Regions from separate parts of the Homo sapiens genome. Here region 2 is linked to region 1. Evidence: chromatin loops called from intact Hi-C (ENCODE). Cell type or tissue: IMR-90. All regions are shown on one strand. Each heading gives the region's core, and the rest is flanking DNA. Links, peaks and the distances in the headings are about the cores only.

What was found. A loop is a pair of places that touch in the nucleus more often than their neighbours do. Peaks named below come from ENCODE experiments on the same cell type or tissue, not always from the same donor. Only the 100,000 strongest peaks of a DNase experiment are listed, where the experiment ranks them.
Region 2: a loop joins it to region 1, with 3 times the contacts of the local background. A loop is called at or near these places in 6 of 110 quality-filtered maps.

The regions. Positions count from the first base shown.
Region 1 is chr21:34,696,374-34,707,363 of GRCh38, forward strand. CLIC6 (chloride intracellular channel 6) reads left to right here. Exons shown (of 6, transcript NM_053277.3): 2 at 10,907-10,990. Among named protein-coding and RNA genes, the nearest start is that of CLIC6, 33 kb to the left of the region's middle. In IMR-90, for the core only: no CTCF peak of the experiment used is centred there; a DNase peak (open chromatin) is centred at 6,158; H3K27ac peaks cover 1,297 bases.
Region 2 is chr21:34,799,433-34,809,405 of GRCh38, forward strand. RUNX1 (RUNX family transcription factor 1) reads right to left here. Exons shown (of 9, transcript NM_001754.5): 8 at 1-30. Among named protein-coding and RNA genes, the nearest start is that of RUNX1-AS1, 32 kb to the right of the region's middle. RefSeq lists enhancers at 7,838-9,037, 8,551-8,620, 8,899-9,409, 8,924-9,423, 9,237-9,305 and a cis regulatory region at 9,257. In IMR-90, for the core only: a CTCF peak has its summit at 2,257 (motif pointing right); no DNase peak of the experiment used is centred there.

The DNA.
Region 1 (10,990 bases), core at 3,824-8,823:
CCAAACCTTACAGAGCAGAGCTGGGTAAAACAAACAAACAAACAAATAAACAAGCCAACTCCCATCACTCTGAGGAAGGACCCTGCTGGCCCTGGGGTCCCCTCCATTTGTCCAGGGTGGGAATGAGAGAAGGATCCTAGCTGACTGCCTGGGTTCAAATCCTGCTTTGTGACCTTGGACAAGTTTCTCTACCTCTCTGTGTCTTGGTTTTCTTAAATGGAGACAGTAGTAGTACCTACACCTGATAGGGTTGTTGCTAGGATTAAATCTGAGTTGATACAAGTGCTCAGAACCATGAGTAGTACAGAGCACATGCTCCATATGTGTTAGTTGCTATCATTATCACTTTCATCATTACCATTATTATTTTGCAACATAACCATTTTGCTCATCATCACATTTGTAAAAGACAGAACTGGAATCTGCGATCTTCTTAAGGCCTCAGGTGTATTATTTTGAGAAATGCATGTAATTATGTATCTCCTTTTTAGAATGAGAATTGGGGGCATGTTCCAAGGTGGCATGTATGAATCGATACTGATCTTTTGATCTCTAAATTCCTGGGACGCGGCACCCGTTCAGGTACACAGGGCACTCTTTTCTCACCAGCTGCTGATGGGTTGGGGATGCCTGCAGGGTCTTCTGATTGGACTTGGACAGAGATTCTTGCTTTTCTCTTTAATCCAGGGACAGTATAGAGGATCAAAGAGAAATTGCAGCCTTTGTTGAGAGTGATTTAGAGATTCAGAAATGAGGAGGGCCTGGTGTCTGGCCCATTTGGGTGGTGCCCTTTGGTCTGGAGTGTCTGTCACAATTCTGGGGTAGGTTTGCCACCTGTGCTACGCCAGTGATTTTTTTAACTGCATCTCTAGTTGAGCTGAGCAGCAGACTTTTCCAAAGGTGGCCAAAGCCAGGAGGGGAAAGGCCGTCCCTGTATTAGCTGGTTCTCCACAGACTTGGGGAGTTTGTTAGGCTTGTCTTAAATTCTCATCTCTTCCCTGAACACTGACAGACCTCAGCCCTGTTTATCTGGTCCCTTCCCCTCCCCTCCCCTTCCCTTCTCTTCTCAGCAGCTGTTATTTCCCTATCTTTGGTCCCACCTCCTCAGCATTCAAAGTGTTAACCATCAAGTCTGATGGATGCATCTATGCTGGTGTTTTCATTAGCGAGGAGCAAAGGCCTGCTTCTTGGTGAGGAAAACATCAACAATGGTATTTCCCCATCTAAAAATAAGGCTTTTATCTGGGCAGACAATAGGGTGACCAATAATCCCAGCTTGCCCAGGACTTAGGGGGAGATGGTGGGATTTTCAGTTTTAAAATCAGGACAGTCCTGGGCAAACCAGGGTGAGTTGGTCACGCAGTGATTGTCATTTTGGGTGGGTGGAGAAAGGAGCCCCTGACAGGCAAGCTGGGGAGACATTTGGGGATAGTTGAGGCCAGGAGAACTGCGGGGCCTGCCAAGGCTCTCCTTCAGGAGGAGTGGTTTTGCTGTCTCTGGCTGCCTGTGATGAGGAATCTCATAGGCCTGTGAGGACAGGGTTTTGCTGTCTTTATAGGAGCTCACTGTGATGAGGAATCTCATAGGCCTGTGAGGACAGGGTTTCGCTGTCTCTATAGGAGCTCACTGTGATAAGGAATCTCATAGGCCTGTGAGGACAGGGTTTCGCTGTCTCTATAGGAGCTCACTGTGATGAGGAATCTCATAGGCCTGTGAGGACAGGGTTTCATTGTCTCTGTAGGAGCTGCCTGTAATGAGGAGTCTCATAGACCTGTGAGGACAGTGGTCATGTGCTCCATGATGTGAGTTTTCATGGGGTACCTTCCGTGGTCCTGGCCCTGTGCTTCCATGGGGAGTGGGAAGAAAATTCACATGGGCCACGCCACAAGGAGGCATTAGCACTTGTTCTGTAGGGAGGCTGACACTGTCCTGCTCTGAAGGAATGTCACCTACAGGAAACAATTAGTAACCAATTGGGTGCTAAAGGAAGGAAGGAAGGACAGAAGGAAGGAAGGAAAGAGACAAAAGGAATGAAGGAGGAAGGAAGGGAGGGAGGGAGATAGGGAAGGGAAGGAAAGGGATGGAAGGAAGAAAGGAAAGAGAAAGACAGAAGGGAGGAAGGAAGGAAAGAGGAAGGAAGGAAGGAAGCAAGGAATGAAAGAGAAAGACAGACGGAAGGGAGGATGGAAGGAAGGAGAGCAGATTATCCAAGGTCCTAAGTGTTGTGTCAGGCATTGTTCTAGGCGTCGTATGTGTACCATCTCATTTAATTCTTATCCAGCACTAAGAGGTAGGTACTATTATGCTTTCATTGTACATGAAGAAAGACAAGACACTAGAAGGTCAGGTGACTTGCCAGTGGTCACACTGCCTGGGAGCACTGTGATTCCAATTTGCATTTTAATAACATTCCAGCAGAATGACCTAAGGAAAATGGCATCTTATCAGGGTTAACCTTGTCCAGGATACGGGTTAGGAATTCCAGCCAGAGAGACCCCCCAGGCCCGAGGCTCTGAGACCCGGCAAGAGTGGCTTCAAAAGCAGAAACGCTGTGCTGGGCAAGAGACTGATGATCAGGTAAAGGGTAGGGAAGAGTCCAGTTTCCATCTTGAGCACCAGGAAAAACAGTGGGGCCATTGAGTGGAGAGAGGAGAGCGAGAGAGAGAGCGCACTTTATTCTTTGAAGTCTATTTGCATCTTTGGCCAGGTTATTTAGCATCTCTGAAGTTCAGTTTCCTTGTTTATAAAATGGGATGAATAATAGGACATGTCTTACACGATTTTAAGAGGATTAAATTCAACAACATCCACAAATGATTTAGAACCTTACCTGAAGTCAGAGTAGGTAGTCAGTGAATGGTAGCTGTCATGTTTTGTTTTGTTTTGTTTTGTTTTTGAGACAGGATCTCCCTCTGACACCCAGGCTGGAGTGCAGTGGGGAAATCTCAGCTCACTGTAGCTTCGACCTCCTGGGCTCAAGCAATTCTCCCACCTCAGCCTCACAAGGATCTGGGACTACAGGCGCATGTCACCATACCTGGCTTTTTTTTTTTTTTTTTTTTTAATTTTTGGTAGAGACAGGCTTTCACCATGTTGCCCAGGGTGGTCTTGAACTCTTGAGCTCAAGCAATCTGCCCACCTCGGCCTTCCCAAAGTGCTGAGATTACAGGTGTGAGCCACCACACCTGACCTATTATCTGTTTTTAAAGTCACCTTAGAAATTGTTGCTTTTTGGAGGATATTCTCCTTAATTCCTGTTCTGCAAAGGAATGGGCTAGTTTGTTCCTCCTGCATCTTGTTATTGAAGCAGCATCGTTCGTAATACTAGAGGTTCGTTGCCTCATGCCAAGGAAATCAAGGACACAGATACACGTGAAGTGAGGTTAAGAACGGAGGTTTAATAGGCAAAAGAAAGAGAAAAAAGAATAGCTCTCCTTCCTGCAGAGAGACAGGGGCACCCCAGTGGGTCTTCTGTTCCTGTGGTGAAGTGCATGGGGTTTTATAGACTGGCTTGAGGAGGTGGTGTTTGATTTAAATAGAGCCCAAAGATTGGTAGGACTGGGCATGATGTTTACATAGGGCAGGAAGAAGCTGGCTACCACCCCACCCTAATCTTTTTTTAAGCCGGCTGGAGCCACGTTGCCTGTTCCTTCACTGTACACGTGGTTGATAAAGCAAAGGGAAGATGGAGCCGCCATGTTGAACATACCTGGCCCCCAGGTGGCCTTTTCCTATTGTCACATCTGCCGGCATTCACCGGTGTCAGCTTCCAGCTTGCTTATCCGTGTTTGCAGCTTGATTTTATAGGCTGCTTTTTGTTAGAAAAGAAATGATTTGGCCGAGGAGGGCGGATCACGAGGTCAGGAGATAGAGACCATCCTGGCTAACACGGTGAAACCCCGTCTCTACTAAAAATACAAAAAATTAGCCGTGCGTGGTGCCGGGCTCCTGTGGTCCCAGCTACTCCGGAGGCTGAGGCAGGAGAATGGCGTGAACCCGGGAGGCGGAGCTTGCAGTGAGCCGAGATCGCGCCACCGCACTCCAGCCTGGGCGACAGAGCGAGACTCCGTCTCAAAAAAAAAAAAAAAAGAAAAGAAAAGAATAAGAGAAATGATTTGGAGGCTGCTTTTTATAAAAAGGGAAACCTTAGTGAGGACTTCCTTACCTCACTACCTGCCTAAATAATTTCTTTTTAACTCCTGTATCATTATAACCCTTCTTCACGTGCTTCCGCATTCCCATGGTGTTGAACTTCAAGCTGTCATGGGGAGTGGCTGTGTTCTCCTCCCATTCCTTGGAATTCCCTCTCTTCGAGGGGGTGGTAGGAAAAGTCAGCCGCCCACTGCTCAGGCTTTCTTAACACCGACCCCAACAGTCAGAAGGGACCTTAGCCTTTTCACCGCTACAGAGGACTGTGGTGTCATTTCTGGAAAAGGAAGCAGTTCTCTGGACGCTTGCCACCTCCGCCACGGGTCAAGGTGTGCTCAGCCGTCCAGGTGAGCCCTTCTCTGGACCTTTCACAAGAGGTTTGTCTGGCTCCTAGATACGAATGCCTGGCCAGGGATTTTTGCCTTTTTGTCTCCTGGCTGAAGATCTGTTTGCTTTGCAATTTAGAAAGGGACTTAAGTTTTTAATTTTCACTTGGAGTAGGTATAGGATGTGTTACTTTTTAGGAGAAAAAAAATCAGTGAGGCCGAGGCGGGTGGATCATGAGGTCAGGAGATCGAGACCATCCTGGCTAACAAGGTGAAACCCCGTCTCTACTAAAAATACAAAAAATTAGCCGGGCGCGGTGGCGGGCGCCTGTAGTCCCAGCTACTCGGGAGGCTGAGGCAGGAGAATGGCGTGAACCCGGGAAGCGGAGCTTGCAGTGAGCCGAGATTGCGCCACTGCAGTCCGCAGTCCGGCCTGGGCGACAGAGCGAGGCTCCGTCTCAAAAAAAAAAAAAAAAAAAAAAAAAATCAGTGGTTCTTTAAGGACTGCACAATTTGGCATAAAAATCTCACTAATTGAGGCTCGTTAAAAGGCACCCTGCACTCCGTAATTGTCTGCTCTGGTGTGTTCAGGTTTGGAAGAGTAATGATGATGATGTTGATGATGATAATGACAATAATAGCTACCTTTATTGGGTGCCCAGGGATTCCAGTGTATCACACACAGATCTTGCATGATGTAGGTGCATGTATCCCTATTTTTTTAAAAAAGGGAGAAACTGAGGCTCAGGGAGAACAACTGAATCGCCCGAGGCCACACAATTAGTAAGTAGGGGGCCAAGGTTCCAACAGCTCTCCCTGGCTCCAACGCCAGCACCCATTCCCGTCCACCATGTTGCCTTGGAGAAACCTGATGTTGCCTGAAAAGGGAAATTTCAACTCCTCAGGCAAATGGATAAACTCATAATTTTTTTTTAATTTACAGAACTATTCAAAATCAAGAAGTCTCATCAATTTAAATATTGCATTTTAAGTTATAACCATCAGACTGGGGGCTGGGCACAGAAGGCAGCCTGGCGGACTTGCTGCGGGTGACTCAGGCCCTCTCACTTTCTCTCCCACCTCCTCTTCTCCTCCTCCCGTAGATGTGACTCTCGGTGGGTGATCTCTTAGTAGTGAGAATTTGTGAACTTCTGGAAGGGAAAAAGCTCATGGACTTTGGCCCAGGAAAGAATGAGCAGGGAGGAGCTGTGAGGCACTTTCTACGGGGGACCCGGCCCCAGGCGCATGGGAGCCACTGGATTCAGGCCCCCGTCATTTTGTGAGCGTTTCCTGTGCTCTAGGAACACCCTGATGACCGAAGATGGGGGGCTGTTGACTCCGGAAACCCTCATAGAAAGGGGCAGAGAGACCCCAGCTCCCCCACCTTTTCCTCGTGGAAGCAATGGAAGACCCAATAGGGCTGAAACCTGCCCGTGTCCCAGGACCGTCTGCAGGGGATGGGACAATCTCTGGGTCCTGTCTTGATCCAAATATCAGGCCTCCATGCAGAGGCGTGGGGGCGCAGGCTGGGGGCGTGGCGAGCAGCCAGGGCTCCCGCGTGTCTCTTTCACAAGCACCCGCCATTCCATATGCCAGATGCTGACAGTAATATCCCTCAGGCTCTCCTGGGTTGAGTTTACAACTCACACATTCCACGAGGGGTGTTCATCAACCCCGTACGTCAACCCCCTAGCGTCAGTTGTACATGCAGTGAAATTTCCTGTGCTTCAGGGACTGACACCCAGCCTCCATGGGCAGGGCAGGCGCAGCGGAGGTGGGGAGGGCTGGCTGTGTGGCTTGAAGGCCAAGATCTTCCTGCTTGGCCACGAAATGCATGCTTGACTGCCAGTGTCCAAAGTGTGTGAGGCCACTGGGCATCCAGCAAAAGGCCGGGAAGGGATTCAGGGAAGTGTGTGGGTGGGACTGGGAGGAGGGAGTCACCTCCCGTCTGATCTGCCTTAACTCTTTCTCTCTGGCTTTTCATCAGTTTGGTTCAGCTGCCAACAGAGAGAGCCCTGGCTGGGTCTTCTGGCCCCTTTGTTCCCCTCTGAGGACAACTCTCTGGCCTCCCACACCTCACTCTGTCTCTGACTCTGGCCTCCTCTGGTCACCTACTGTTTTTATTCAGCCTGAAGTCCCCCTGGCACGCTGGAATGGAGCGGCCCATTATCACTCACTCACTCTCCACATCCTGCGATGGCAAATCAGCTGCTTGCTCCCAGATCCCTCCACCAGACGCCATGTCTTTCTCCTGGTTTTCTGCAGGGACTGGCATCCTTCCCTGCACACGGATGCATTTCCTGCCTCCTCGGTTGAAAGCCAGTTATCAGAAAATACCCAATTAAAATATTACCGCTTTGTGGCCTCTTTATCTTCTCTCCACCACCTCCAAATTGTTTTTCATTATATTTGGGCAGAGTAGAGAAAAGTGCTTACTTGATGGAACGTGTTCACCATGTAAGCCCACACAGAATTTTCTAGAAAGATGGTAGAATCAAGAAGGTGGTAGGGGGTGGCTTGCTCTGGTGAGAAGGAGAGTGTGGGGTGTTGAGGAGCAGCCAGGAATGTCTTGGGGAGTCATCGCCCCGTCAGGTCTGCGTCGGGATGCCAGGTGTTTGGTCCTTTGAAGGCAGTGGTGGGGCAGAGAGCTGTCTAGTGGGAGGTGGCTGTGTGGGTGGTGCCCTGTACATGTAACTCCAGACCACTGGAGAGGCCATTTGCCTGAACAAAAAGAAGGAATTAAGAAAAAGGCCTTTTTTCTAAATTTGGGTAGAGTAAGCATGAAAAGAGCCGGCAGGAGAGTCTGTAATTTAGAGAGGGCGTGTGGTGAGGAGGAACTGGTGACCTCGTGGTGCCATTTGGACCCATACGACTCGGACCTTGGTGGGGAGCCCTGAGACAGGGAGGTTCACAAGGCCAGGACCCAGCAGAATCCCCAGGTTCTCAGATGACGAGGCTGGTATCCCGAGAGCTTTTCGGAATGTGGTGTCAGAGGCTTTGGAGGCACCGTTTCTTTCTTTCGAGAATTACCTTTGGAGGAACTCAACAAAGTTGAATTCGAAAGGCAAACATGCAATTCTGGGTTATCCAAGCACCTAAGTCTTCGCTGGAAACAAGACACTCTACATTCTCAAACTGCTTACTTTGATTTGATCAGAAATGTATATGTACAAAAATTTCCTTCCTAAGCTGAGAATCCTGCTGAGAAATTTTAGCCCAGAGTGCACTTAGCCTGAGAGAGTTATCAGCACTGGGGGAAAATGAAGGCTGTGTATGATAAAATGTCCCAATTATGGCGACAGTGTCAGTTATTCCCTCGGAATATATGTCTTTATCCCATCATCTTGTCGGGCTAATGAATATGACCAAGGCCATCCTCTCCCATTATTGCTCAATAATGGGCAATGGAGATGGCGTATCTTCGCCTTTATTTTTGCTGGCACATCCAGGCCCTGAAGCACATTAAAGTAATAAAATTAGGCAGCAAGTCATCCCAGTCACTCCCACCATGTTCCCGTAACCCCCTCATTTACAACAGACTGAGACAGAAAGGAATTTTTTAGAGCAATTTGCGATGAGGCAATACTGGATATGTAAATTCTGTTTTATTGGCAGTCACTGCTGCTGGCTAATTCTAAATGCCTAACAGCCTTTGGTTCACTAGCCATGCTGGGTCGGGACACAGTTTGGTTTTAAGGCCACAAAGGGGGAAATGTATAATTGCAACTTTCTTCCGTGTCTTAAGCTGTGGCCGAACAGATATTGTCCCATCCTGTTTCTGGCCAGATGTTCCATTCCAGTGGCAGATCCGAGAAGGAGCCTGTTAAGAAGTTTAAGTTTTTACTGAGTTGGCTGACTAAGGCAGTTTTTATTTTTTGAAAAATTTATTGCTCCTACCGGCTTTATTCCCCCTAAAGAAGTAGCTGCCAGAGTTCAGGAAATAGCAAGAAAAACAATTTCAAGGGAAATCACTAACTTGAGTTTGAGACCAGAGACCGAGCAGGCGGAGAGCCCCGTGCAATATAATTATTCTGCAGATGCCACGGTGGAAAGAGGCCACTGCAAGAAGGGTCCATTCCAGAGGCAGAGCTTTGTCTAGGGGTGCTTGAACAAGATGCCCCTCACTGGAACGGGACACACACACTCAGGAGAGATTTGCCACATACACAGTGAGTTATAAGAGGGTTCCAAAAGTTAGAGAGACGGGAGAAAAAACGAACACAGTTGCCCCACTTCGCAGAACTTATTTTAGACTTTGCTGTGCTTCATGTAACTACTATAAAAATGAGAGGTTTACAAGCTGCAGAGCAAGTCGGGACTGGCCAAAACATGCGTCCTTGCACTTTCTTCTCCCCGCTCCGCCTTTGCTTGGCTTGACTGCTCAAACCTGCAGTAGTTAAGAAAGTTCCACGGTTTAAGAGGGTTCCCAGGTCATCAGCCACTGGGAGTTTTCTCTGACTCAGCTCTGCACTTCCACTTGCTCCAGAACAGGGAGTGAGGAGGAGATGGGGGTGGCCTTCGAAATGGCCATAGGGTGGTGGGACCCCAAGGTGGGGAACAGCCTCAGGTGGACGAGGGGATGCTTTTCAGGGCCCATCTGCCGGGACTTGTTGTGACCACTTGGATGTATGTGTCATAACTGTCCACCTTCCACCCTTCAGGCTCCCAGCAACTTCAAGATACCTGGAGAGATTCTCAGACCCTCCCCTCTAATAGGCAGAGAGGAAATTAATGCTGGCGTGGGGAGGGGAGAGTGGGAGAGGATGTGACGCACAGGCCCAGAGCTTAGGGACTCTGAATTCAGTAATCTGGGTCTATTGGTGCCCCTTCATATGCAGTAAGGTCACCTATTAACTCTGTGTTTATGGAGCTGTATTTATCACCTGGAAAGTGATATCATCCTGCAAGTCTTCTTATCAATGGATCATCCAATTGGGGGTTCACATTGTTTTGTCTTACACATTGACAATAATGCTGGTAGCATCAGCCTTATCTCTTGCCCGAGATTGGACTAAGGCTGAACTTCTCACAGCATGGTTTCTGACCACTGGCATTGTATCACTTTGGAGGAACATGTTAAAAATTCACATTCCTAGGCCCCATGCAGCAGGACCCACTGAATCAAACTCTGTATATTTTTTAAATTACTATTTTAACATTCTTTTCTTTTGTATTTAGGTAAAACTTACTGCATTAGGCTGTTCTCGCATTGCTATAAAGAAATACCTGAGAGTGGGTAATTTATAAAGAAAAGAGGCTGAATTGGCTCAAATGCTGCAGGCTTTGTAGGAAGCATGGTGCTGGCATCTGCTCAGCTTCTGGGGCAGCCTCACAAAGCTCACAGTCGTGGAGGAGGGCAAAGGGGGAGCAGGCACGTCACATGGCCAGAGCAGGAGCAAGAGAGAGGGAAGTGCCACGTACTTTTCAACAGCTCAATCTTGTCAATCTTGCAAGAACTCACTGACTATCGAAAGGGCAGCAGCAAGGGGATGGTTCTAAACCATTCATGAGAAATCCACCCCCCGACCCAATCACTTCCCGTCAGGCCCTGCCTCCAATACTGGGGATTACAATTCAACATGAGATTGGGGCTGGGACAAATATACAAACCATATCACTTATATTCAGTAAAGTACCCAAACCTTAAGACTTTTATCACTCACATACACCCGTGTAGCCACCGTGCAGATCAAGACATAGAACAACATTGCCACCACCCAGAAGCCTTCCTTTTGTCCTTCTGAGACAATAGTATCTTCCAGGGACATCTGCTGTTGACTTCCACCATCATAGACAAGTTTGCCCTCTACCTACCCTGAATCATGCAGGAAGCTTTGAGTCTGGTGTCTTTCTCTCAACATTGTGTGTGTGAGATGCACCCACACTGTTGCTTGTATAATAGCTAATTCTTTTCCATTGTGGTGTAGTATCTCAAGGCATGGAAATACTACACTGACACAAGTATTCTACTCTTGATAGTATCTGGGTTGTTTCCAGGTTTTAGCTATTATACCAAAGCTGCTAAGAATAGTTGATCCTTGGAGAGGATCGAGAGATAGAGGGAAGGAAAGGGCGTGTCTTTCTTTTTCACATTGGTGATAAAGGGAGTTCCCATTGCTGCTCCTTCCATCAGTGAGCTGCTGCTCAGAGGCCCAGTGTGGCAGGCAGTGGTGAGGTGGTGGGGAAGGAAGAAAGAAAATGCTCAGTGCAGTGCATACATGTGCATGTGCGTGCGTGTGTGGTGTTCTCTCCCCTAACCCCTACATCCACCGCCAACTCCACATTGAGGCTGGTAAAATGGCCTCAGGAGGATATTCGCAGCATCCTGACCGTTCTTATCAACCTGCAATGATTTTGCATGTGCATGTTGTGGTGTTGGCACTTATAATTGTGAGACTGGCTCAGATAGAAATCTCCTTCTCCACTTGTAGGCTGGTTATGATGGTGAGAGTATCGGAAATTGCCCGTTTTCTCAGCGTCTCTTTATGATTCTCTGGCTGAAAGGCGTTATATTT
Region 2 (9,973 bases), core at 1-5,000, 99 kb after region 1:
ACGGTGGGGATGGTTGGATCTGCCTTGTATCTGAAGAGAATCAGAAAGGTCAATTATATGTAAAGTGGGGTGGGATTTAAAAAATGTCTTTTAATAAGAAATGAGTGGCCCTTGTTCAAATATGTCACATACATGTATGTGGCCTATGTACCAGGGTTTAATAAGCCTACTCAAGTCCAAGTATCTGCCTCTGTTGGATTATTTTCCCCCAAAAGAGACTGATTCTTGGAGATTTTCACCTGATAACTATTCCTTCCAAAGGTTTTATTTAATCATGCTAACAATGATGAGAGGAATGGATTACACTTTCAAGGTAGAAGTATTAATGTCCAGACTGTTGAACTGCAGCACTTGAGAACTTCAAGTATCATATGACTGCTGACATGATTTCAGCTTTGCCAATAATTACAATTATCATCATCAGAAACATTTTATAAACTCAGGGGATCACCTGTCTGTGTTCGGTAAGAACGTAGAGTTTTGGGCTTTTTTTTTATACCTTTACCTTTGGCAAAAAGTATTCCATGGGCTGGTAAATGTTTTATAGTAAGGCGAATTCTCTCCCAAGGATGACAGGAAAGAAGGTCTGGCTGGGAAACCGGCAATGAGGTCTAATGACTAGTTCACAAACCCAGCAGTAGAACTGGCCCTATCAACCCAAGCCTTCTGTTCCTTTTCAGGACTTCGAGTTTGCAACTTTTAAAAGTCAGAGTTTTTAGCAGGTATTTTATAGATTGCCATTATAAGAGGCCTGGGATAGAGAAGAGACAAAAGTCTGACTTCAAAAGATTTAGACAAAGTGGATTTTGTCAATTTGACTCCAGCGTTCAAAGGAGTCTTAATTTTCAAAAGCATCATACTGTTTGCAGATGAAAAGGGGAGGAAAACCAACGCTATTCTTAGGCAAATGTGTAAGGAAACTTAAATTGGACACTGTCCCACTAGAAGACAGTTTTACATTTCTTTGGAGTTAAACATTAATTTTCTCTTTATGTCCCAACTTTGTGGACAAAGATAACAGTGAACTACCGTAACTCCCAAGGGTCTTCATAGCCAGAGCTTCATGATCCTGCAGGTAGCAGTGTAGGAAGAGCAGACTTCTTTAGGAAAATACTGGGTATAAGTTTTGTATAGGTCAGGACATAAAGAAATGAGCTATTTCTGCTCATTATAAAATATTCAGATCTGCTTCCTCCAGGGGCTTTTCATTTCCAGCAGTTCAAGTTTGCCTTTCTGTTTATCTCTTTGAAGCTGCCACAGTGGATAACAGAATCAGACATTTGGAGACCCAAGTCTTCCTCCCCAGTATTCTCCTGACAGCCTCCCTCCCTCCCTCATACTGATTCATTTCTTTCTTTTTTGTGTGTGAGTGAAAATAACTGATTTTTTAAGTTTAAAAAACCTGGTAGTTCCCAGGCAAATAGTTTAACTTGGAATCTTTGAAATCTAATATTAAAGAAAGGTCTTCATTTTATTCCAAATTTTAGAGGATTTAAAGAGCTGGCAAGGAACAAAAGGAGCTGGTCCATTTTAAACTCAGCAGAAAATAAATGTTCAACCTTGGCTGAAGCTCCTGTGTAATCTTACAGCTAACAGTGTTTCCAATGACTAAAGGCAAACAGAAATAGCAGACGGTTCAATATCCCCATGCTACTGCAAGTATTTTGCTCCAAGTGAAAAAAAAATCATATACTTAGATATTTTGTATAAGACATGCGTATATACTAGATACACACATTTACTAAGTGAATATATAGTACTCCAATACTTTAATCATTTTAAAAGCAAACAAAAGAGGTTTCAGAACTGTCATAAAGCCCCCCGGGGTGTGAACTGCAGTACAGTAATTCACGCCTTGTTGTGTAGACAGCCTCACACCTCTAACCCCATGTCTAAAGCCACACTAAGCATAAAGTACTATGCCATGATTCATGCTCCGTCATGTTTTACTGTAGTGAAAAAGTCGTGCTAGGCTTTTCTAAACTCATAATTAAACCATGCAAACGTTGCATAATATTTCACAGCCTTTAAAAAATATGCTTTGGTAAAATGATCTTTATGATTAAAGTCCAAGTTCTATGAGTTTTTTTGTTTTTTAAAGACAGGCTTGCAGATTCCACATTTTCTGACTTCACACCATAACTTAGCTTTTCAGGTGCTGGAGGGGAAGATGGCAGTCAACACCCTGAAGCCCACCCAACCCCCACATCAGTTTTCTTTCATGAGACCACAGTGACCTGTGCTTGGGTTCATTGCCAGTGGTGGGCCAGAAGGTGGGGATGGTGAGCCTCTAATGTTGGGGTTTTAGTTGTTTCCTCTTCTACCTGTGTTACTAATAGAAAACAAAAACAAAAAAGGCCTGATAATATGGTGCATTCTGGGTTTAATATTCATTACTGTCTTTGGTCTGACAGGGCCAACATGAACTCATGGGCCACCCGAGCACTGGACTAATAGGCAGGAGAGGTGAACTCTTGGTCTTTCTGTCTGGTGAGCAACTGGGTGACATTGGATTACTCACTGACACTTTCTTATTCTCACCTCCGAAGGAGGTGATCCCTAAATCCTTTCCAATGGTGACAGAGCAGGATTCTAATTCCAATAGGTCCTACACAGTATTTCTTTGCTTTACTTGTACATTAAGCAGAGTCAGGGAAGAATCAGATGTGGGGTGAAGAGTGGTGCCTGTAATAATAAATTTGTGTATTCTAGGAAGAGGAAGTAGAGGAGAGTACGATGGGAGTTATCCAGAAAAGGCCCCAGGCTGAGGAAGAGAACCACTGTAAATCATTCTCCAGAGCACAGGGCTACTTGTTCTTGAAAGAGTTGCCTCTGATAAGTCAATCCATCTAAAAGAACAAAAGCTTATTGAACATTTACAGTGTGCCAGGAATGTGCTAATTTACCTGGCAGGAGAGTGATGAATAAGACCAACATGGTCCCTGCCCCACAGGCACTTACAGTCAGTGAAGATCCCAGGATCTTGTGATGCTTGGAAAGGCATCTTCCTGTGGCATTAATCATCATACTGGGTGTTGCTTCATTCATTTATTCATTCATGTGTTCATGAAATTACTTTTTCATTCACTCATATTTCCAACAAACATTTTTGCTTCACTTGGGCCACTGTTTTGGGGACTCACTAGTGAATGGAAGGTTCCTGCCTTCTGGAAGTTACAGCTACTAGGGTGCCCAAGGGCTGTATCTGGGCTAACTGCTAGATTAGCTGCCTAATTTGGACTTGCAAACAGCTGTTCCCAAGGTAGAAACAAGAACCCTAGTGGTATCTATTACATGCTTATGTTCTGCCTCTGAGAGGAGGAGACTAGGGAAAGCACCGAACTCAAATCACAGACAAATTTCAGTTTGCATCCTGCCTTCACCATAAACCAACTGGATGACCTTAGGCAGGTCACTTATTTTCTCTGATTCATAGTTAGAATTCTGACTTCAAAGGGTAATAGGAGTAAGTGAGATAAACTATATGGAAAGCAAGTATCACAATTTCTGGCCATAGTAAATGCTCAATAAGTCTGAATAACCTTTATGATTGTATTACTAAAAAGGAAAAGAAATCCATGCCAAGGGACTTATCTGATGTTCATTGGTGAGACCACACACATTTGCTCCAGGATAAGGCTCAAGTAATAGTGTTTTGTTCACAGCTACAGTCTTGACAGACACACTCTTCAGGCTGGAGAGGAGCTGGGCTCAGGAGATTAAATGGTAAAGGGGCAAATTTCCAAAGATTGGAAATTTGGGATTAGGATGGAGAAGGCAGGAACTCAGTATCTCAACCAACTCATGTTTCTATTAAAAAATACTGGATTCAGGGCCGGGCGCAGTGGCTCATACCTGTAATCCCAGCACTTTGGGAGGCCGAGGCGGGTGGATCATGAGGTTAGGAGATCGAGACCATCCTCGCTAACACGGTGAAACCCTGTCTCTACTAAAAATACAAAAAATTAGCCGGGCATGGTGGCGGGCGCCTGTAGTCCCAGCTACTCGGGAGGCTGAGGCAGGAGAATGGCATGAACCCAGGAGGTGGAGCTTGCAGTGAGCCAAGATCGTGCCACTGCACTCCAGCCTAGGTGACAGAGCCAGACTCCGTCTCAGAAAAAAAAAAATAATAATAAATAAAAAACACTGGATTCAAAAATTTAAATTTGAGCCTTTATGCATACTGGTTTTCCAGGCTAAATGATGTCTGATGCAGCCACTTTACTGAGGCCATTTTGTGATGGGTTATTTTCAGCTTTTTAATCATCAATAATGGGTAAAACAGGCCTTCTACTCCTTGATCCCCATTCCCTTCCATTTGAAATGGGAAGTTAGGGATAAGGTAGAGTTGAGGTTAGTGGTGAGCTCAGAGGTGTACACGGCATATATCACACAAGAAGAAAGGAGAATGCTTTTATCTTTTGATGCAGCAATATTAAAATGTCTCTAGAGTCAACAATGACCCTTTTAAATAATTCATGTCAGAATGTCCTGTTGCTTCTAGTTTCAGTTCCAAAATTTAAAGAGCTTGAGAGTCATCACTCTTGTTTTTATAAGAAAAAATGCTGAACAAACTGAAAATCCATGACTTTTCTTAAGTCCAATGGAAAGCTGAAGTTGCAGGGCAAACTGCAACCCCAAATTTTGAGAAGCAGGCAAATATAGAGAATCATAGTGAGGTCTGCTTGCTGGGAGCAGAATTTCTGAATTCATAAACTGATGAGAACACTTAATGGTGATTTTGACAGATTGCTAGAGGCTCAGTACAGACTAGTGTGCGAATAAGACACTCCTAGGGGCTACAGTTTCAGGAGGAAGTGCACTGTTGTGGGTTTTTCATTCAGGAACTCCACCAGATTCTCACAGGATCCAATATATTATTATAACAGTGGGTTATGGCTGAAAGAGCTTCAACATACTGACTAAGGAGGAGTTCATAGAGAAGCTCACAGATGACATGGGAGACAAAAACAAGGACGCTAGAGGAATTTGAAGTCTCTGGTACCTTCTGAAAACATTAAATACAGCCCAACTCTTGGGTACATGAGAATAATAACTCACGCTAAAGGCCTACTAAGTTCCTATTGCCTGATAAATCATGTTAAACTTTCAATAAAAAATTACAAGAAAGGCAAGAAAAAAACACAGTCTGAAGAGATAAAGCAAGCATCAGAACCAGACCCAGATGTGACACAGATTTTGGAATTACAAGACAGGGAATTTAACAATGATTAACATGTTAATGGCTCTAGTGGAAAAAGAAGACAAGGTGCAAGAAGAGATGGATGATGTAGGCAGGGAGATGGAAACTTTTTTTTTTTTTTTTTTGAGACAGTGTCTCGCTCTGTCGCCCACACTGGAGTGCAGTGGCGCAATCTTGGCTTACTGCAACCTCCGCCTCCTGGGTTCAAGTGATTCTCCTCCTCAGCCTCCCGAGTAGCTGGGATTACAGGCACCTGCCACCACGCCCAGCTATTTTTTCTTTTTTTTTGTAATTTTTGGTAGAGACAGGGTTTCACCATGTTGGCTAGGTTGGTCTCGAACTCCTGACCCCAGGTGATCCACCCACTTCGGCCTTCCAAAGTGCTGGGATTACAGGCATGAGCCACCGTGCCCAGCCTGAAACTCTTAACACTCAAAAGCAAATTCTAAAAACCAAAAGCACCCTAACAGAAATGAGGAATGGCTTACTTAGTAGACAGAACATGACAAAGCAAAGAACCAATGAACTTGAAGATACAGAAACTTACCAAACAAAAAGATAAAGAGGAAAAAGAAAGAACATCCAAGAACTGTGAGAAAGTTTCAAAAGATGTAATGTGTAATTGGAATACCAGATGGAGAAGAAAAAGAAAACAGTGGAAGAAATACTTGAAGTATTAATGGCTATGAATTTTCCAAAATTAATGACAGATACCAAACCACAGATCCAGAAAGCTCAGAGAACACCAAGCATAATAAATACCAAATCTACACCCAGGCATATCATATTTAAACTGCAAAAAACCAAAGAGAAGAGAAAATCTTGAAAGAAGCTAGAGAGGGGGAAAAGCCAACACCTTATCCATAGAGGAAAAAGGATAAGAATTACATTATCTTTCTCTTCAGAAACCATGCAAACACAAAGAAAGGAGAATACATGAAGTGTTGCAACAAAAAAGCTACCAAACTATTATTCTGCATTCAGCAAAATTATCCTTCAAATTCAAAGAAATAAGGATATTTTCTGACAAACAAAACTGGAATAATTCATTGCCAGCTGACCTGCCCTATGAGAAATGTCAAAAAGAACTGCATAAAAAAGGAAGAGCATTAGAAAAGTACTATATTAAGGTAAAATTAAGTTTTATTTTTCTTAACTGATCTGAAAGATAACTGTTTACAATAATAGTAACAAAGTATTGAGTGATTATAGCATGTGGATAAATGAAATAAAAGGCAGTAATGATATAAACAGGAAGGAAGAAGTGGTAGTTATTTGATGCTAGATGTAGATTAGTTATACATGTACTTTTCAAACTTTAGGGCAGTAACTAAAAACATTTTTAAAAAGAATGATTAATATGCTAACAGAGGAGATAAAATGGAATCATATAAAATGTTCAGTTAAACCTATAAAAGGTAGAAAAAGAGGTGTGGGGGGAAGAATCAGGTGCAACAAATATAAAAGTTATAAATATGATTGATACTACTGCAGTTATATTAATACTTAGGTTAAATATGAATACTCTAAATGCACCAATTTAAAGACAGAGATTGGCAGTGTGGATTAAAGACAAGACCCAACTACATATTGTCTACAAGGGACCTATTTTAAATAAAAATATTTATACAGATTACAAGTAAAGGGATGGAAAAAGGTACACCATGCTAACACTGATTGAAAGAAAGCCAGAGCAGCGATGTTAATTTTATACAAAGCTGACTTCAGAGGAAGGACAATTTTCAGGGATAAAGAAGGGAATTACATGATGATAATGTGGGTGAATTCTCTAAGAAGACAGCATCTTTAATATATGTCCACCTAAAAACTGAGTGTCAAAAAACATGAGGCAAAAACTGATAGAACTACACGGAGAAATAGGTAAATACGCTATTACAATTGGAGACTTCAACAACCCTCTTTCAGTAATTGATACATCAAGCAGGCAGAAAATTAAGACACAGTTGACCTAAACGGCACTACCAGTCAACTTGATCTAATTAACATTTATGGAATACTCTAACAACAGCAGAATACACATTCTTCAGCTCACATGGAAGATTCACCAAGATAAGCCATATTCTGGGCCACAAAACACACTTTAAGATCCTTAAAAGTATAGAAAGCATACAAAGTATTTTCTCAGACCACATGGATTTAAATTAAAAAGCCAATAATAGATAACTGGAAAATCTCCAAATATTTGGAGATTAAACAACATACTTCTACATTAGACATGAGTCAAATAAAAAGTCTCAAGAGAAATTAAAAAATGTTTTGAACTAAATGAAAATACAACTTATTACAATTTTTGGATGCAGATAGAACAGTACTTAGAGGGAAATTTATAGCATTGAATACATATATTAGAAAAGAAAGATCCAGAATCAGTCACTGAAGCTTCCACCTCAGGAGACTGGAGAAAATAGCAATACAGACCTCAAGCAAGCAGAAGAGAAGAAATAATAAAAATTAGACTAGGAACCAGTGAAATTAAGTACAGGAAAATAATAGACAAAATCAATAGAACAAAATATCTTGTTCTTTGAAAAGTTCAAAACATCCCTCTTTGTCCTCGTGCTCCCCACAGGCGCTGGGAGAAGATGGATAGAGACCCCTCCCGGCCCTCCTCTGACTGTCCACTCTAGGGTCTTTTAAACACCCACCCTCAGAAGCTGGGTTTCCAACAGCACCCCTTGAGCGGTGGCACCCTTCATCCTGGGCTTGGAGAAGGTTATAGTTAGAAAGCCCCTTCCTTGATTGTGTGGCTGACATCTTTAAAACGCCAGGTCTTTCAGTCATCTCTCAGAGCTATTTAAAAATAAAAGTCACATAGACCACAGGGTTCTACCATCTATTTTTGAAAAAGGCAAATCAGCTTGGTGAACATATAAACCCTAGGGGCAGCCCTGGTTATTTCCCTGGAGGAATTTTTTCCCTCCTTCATCCTGGAGGAAGGTAGGGACGTTCCCAGGGTTCCCTCCAGATTCACCTCAGTCATGGGGAGCTGGTGTAATGCCCTCTTGGAGACCTCAGAACACACAACAGGATGTGACTCAGGACTCAGAGATGTGAGTCAGTTTCCAGGGTGATGTGTTAGGGCGAGCCCCAGTGGTGGTTTGCATCTCACTGTCTGGGACCCCTGGGAAGAAAGGCCTAGGCTCCCCTTGCAGACAAAGGGGGTGACCCCAGATGCTTCCCAGCATCACATCTGTCAGAGGTGTGTGATGTCAGGGGCCTTTCAGAGTCCCTGGGGGTGGGTGACTCTGCTCTGAAAGGGACATTTCCCTGAAAGTTCCACTGTCTTTGAGAAGCAGTGTTTCCTCTGGCCTCTGCAGCAGGGAGCAAAGCTCCGGCACAGCACAAGTAAGAAGAGCAGTCACCTATTCCTACTACAGGTACCCCCAGGTAGCAGACACCGGCTCAGCACACTGTTGCTATATCATTGAAATCCCATGATAACATGAGTCAGTCAGCACCAGCTCTGGATCCTGGAAAAAAGGGAGGTTGTGAAACAGCTCCAGGATTTGCCAACCGTTCGTCTCTGGCCGGCTGCAGACATCTTGGTTAGTCATGTGTAGCTCAGATGCATTCGTTGTTCCAGCAATTACTTTGAAGAGAAGCAGACAGACCAAGCCGGGGCAGAACCCTGCCTGGGTATGCTGTTTTAAAGGCCTCAGGTTTTGAGGGATCCCATCCTCACTGCCGACCTGCCAGCCTGGGAGGTGGCAGGCTGCCTGCGGGAAGGAAGAAGGGAGCCCTGTGTCCGCCTCTCCACCACTCCCTGCTTCCGGGACCCGTATTCATCACCTCGCCGGGGAAGCTTTGTGGCTTTGTGGTCAGGGCCCTGTGAATCAAGAATGCTGGTTCCTCACATCAGGCCGCCCCCAACCCTGCTGGTTCACCCTGGAGTCCTTTTCTTTTCAAACCTCTGTTTCCTCACCTCTAAAAATGGGGGTAACCAGGCTCACTTGCCTCACAGGTGTGAGAGTTAATTAATGTTTGTGGGGCAGCTTTGAGATCCACAGATGAAAGGTGCTCTATAAACGCAAAATGCAATTCCTCATTAGCACTGTCAGACGGTTCCCAGGGGAAACAGTTCACCCTGCACCACGAGGCTGCTACCCTCAGCCAGATGAGTCTGAGACACGTCTGGGAAAGGGCTACGTATTTAGGCAGAGTGCTTTTGGAGGGAGGGTTCAAGGATAGGTCACTAGCTTCCAGAAAAGATGGGTGTTTTTAGAACATGTCTCATTCTCAGTTGGCATCGTGTCCCTGAGGCAGAGGGAGAGTGGCCTTCAGTGCACACAGCTGGAGGGACCATAGTTCAGAGGGAACAGAAGGCACCTTCTGGTTTCTGCTGCCTCCTCCCTTGCAGACAGATTCTTTCTCTGTACTTTGTTAAATAAACATTTGTTGCAGACATCTTTTCCATAAGGATCTTCTGCACTGTGCACTTTCTGCACCTCTGCCCCCCGTATACAACTTTCCAGGCCTGAAGGAGCTCTACAGACAGGTTGGGTACATTCCTGCAACACCAGCACATCATGGATGTTTAGATTCTTCTATGGCCACCCTATTTATTTCCTTCCACTCCTCCATGTCCTTCTTCTCCAGGAGGGTAAAGACAACTTTCTGCTCCCTTCTACTCCTCTGGCACCTTTGCCCCGCTTAGTTCCTTGAAAAACATGAGCCAGAAATATTGTGTTGAGGGCTGGGATATCTCAAGCAGCCTCCATCCTGAGACTGGACCCTTGGTGGAGAATGAGG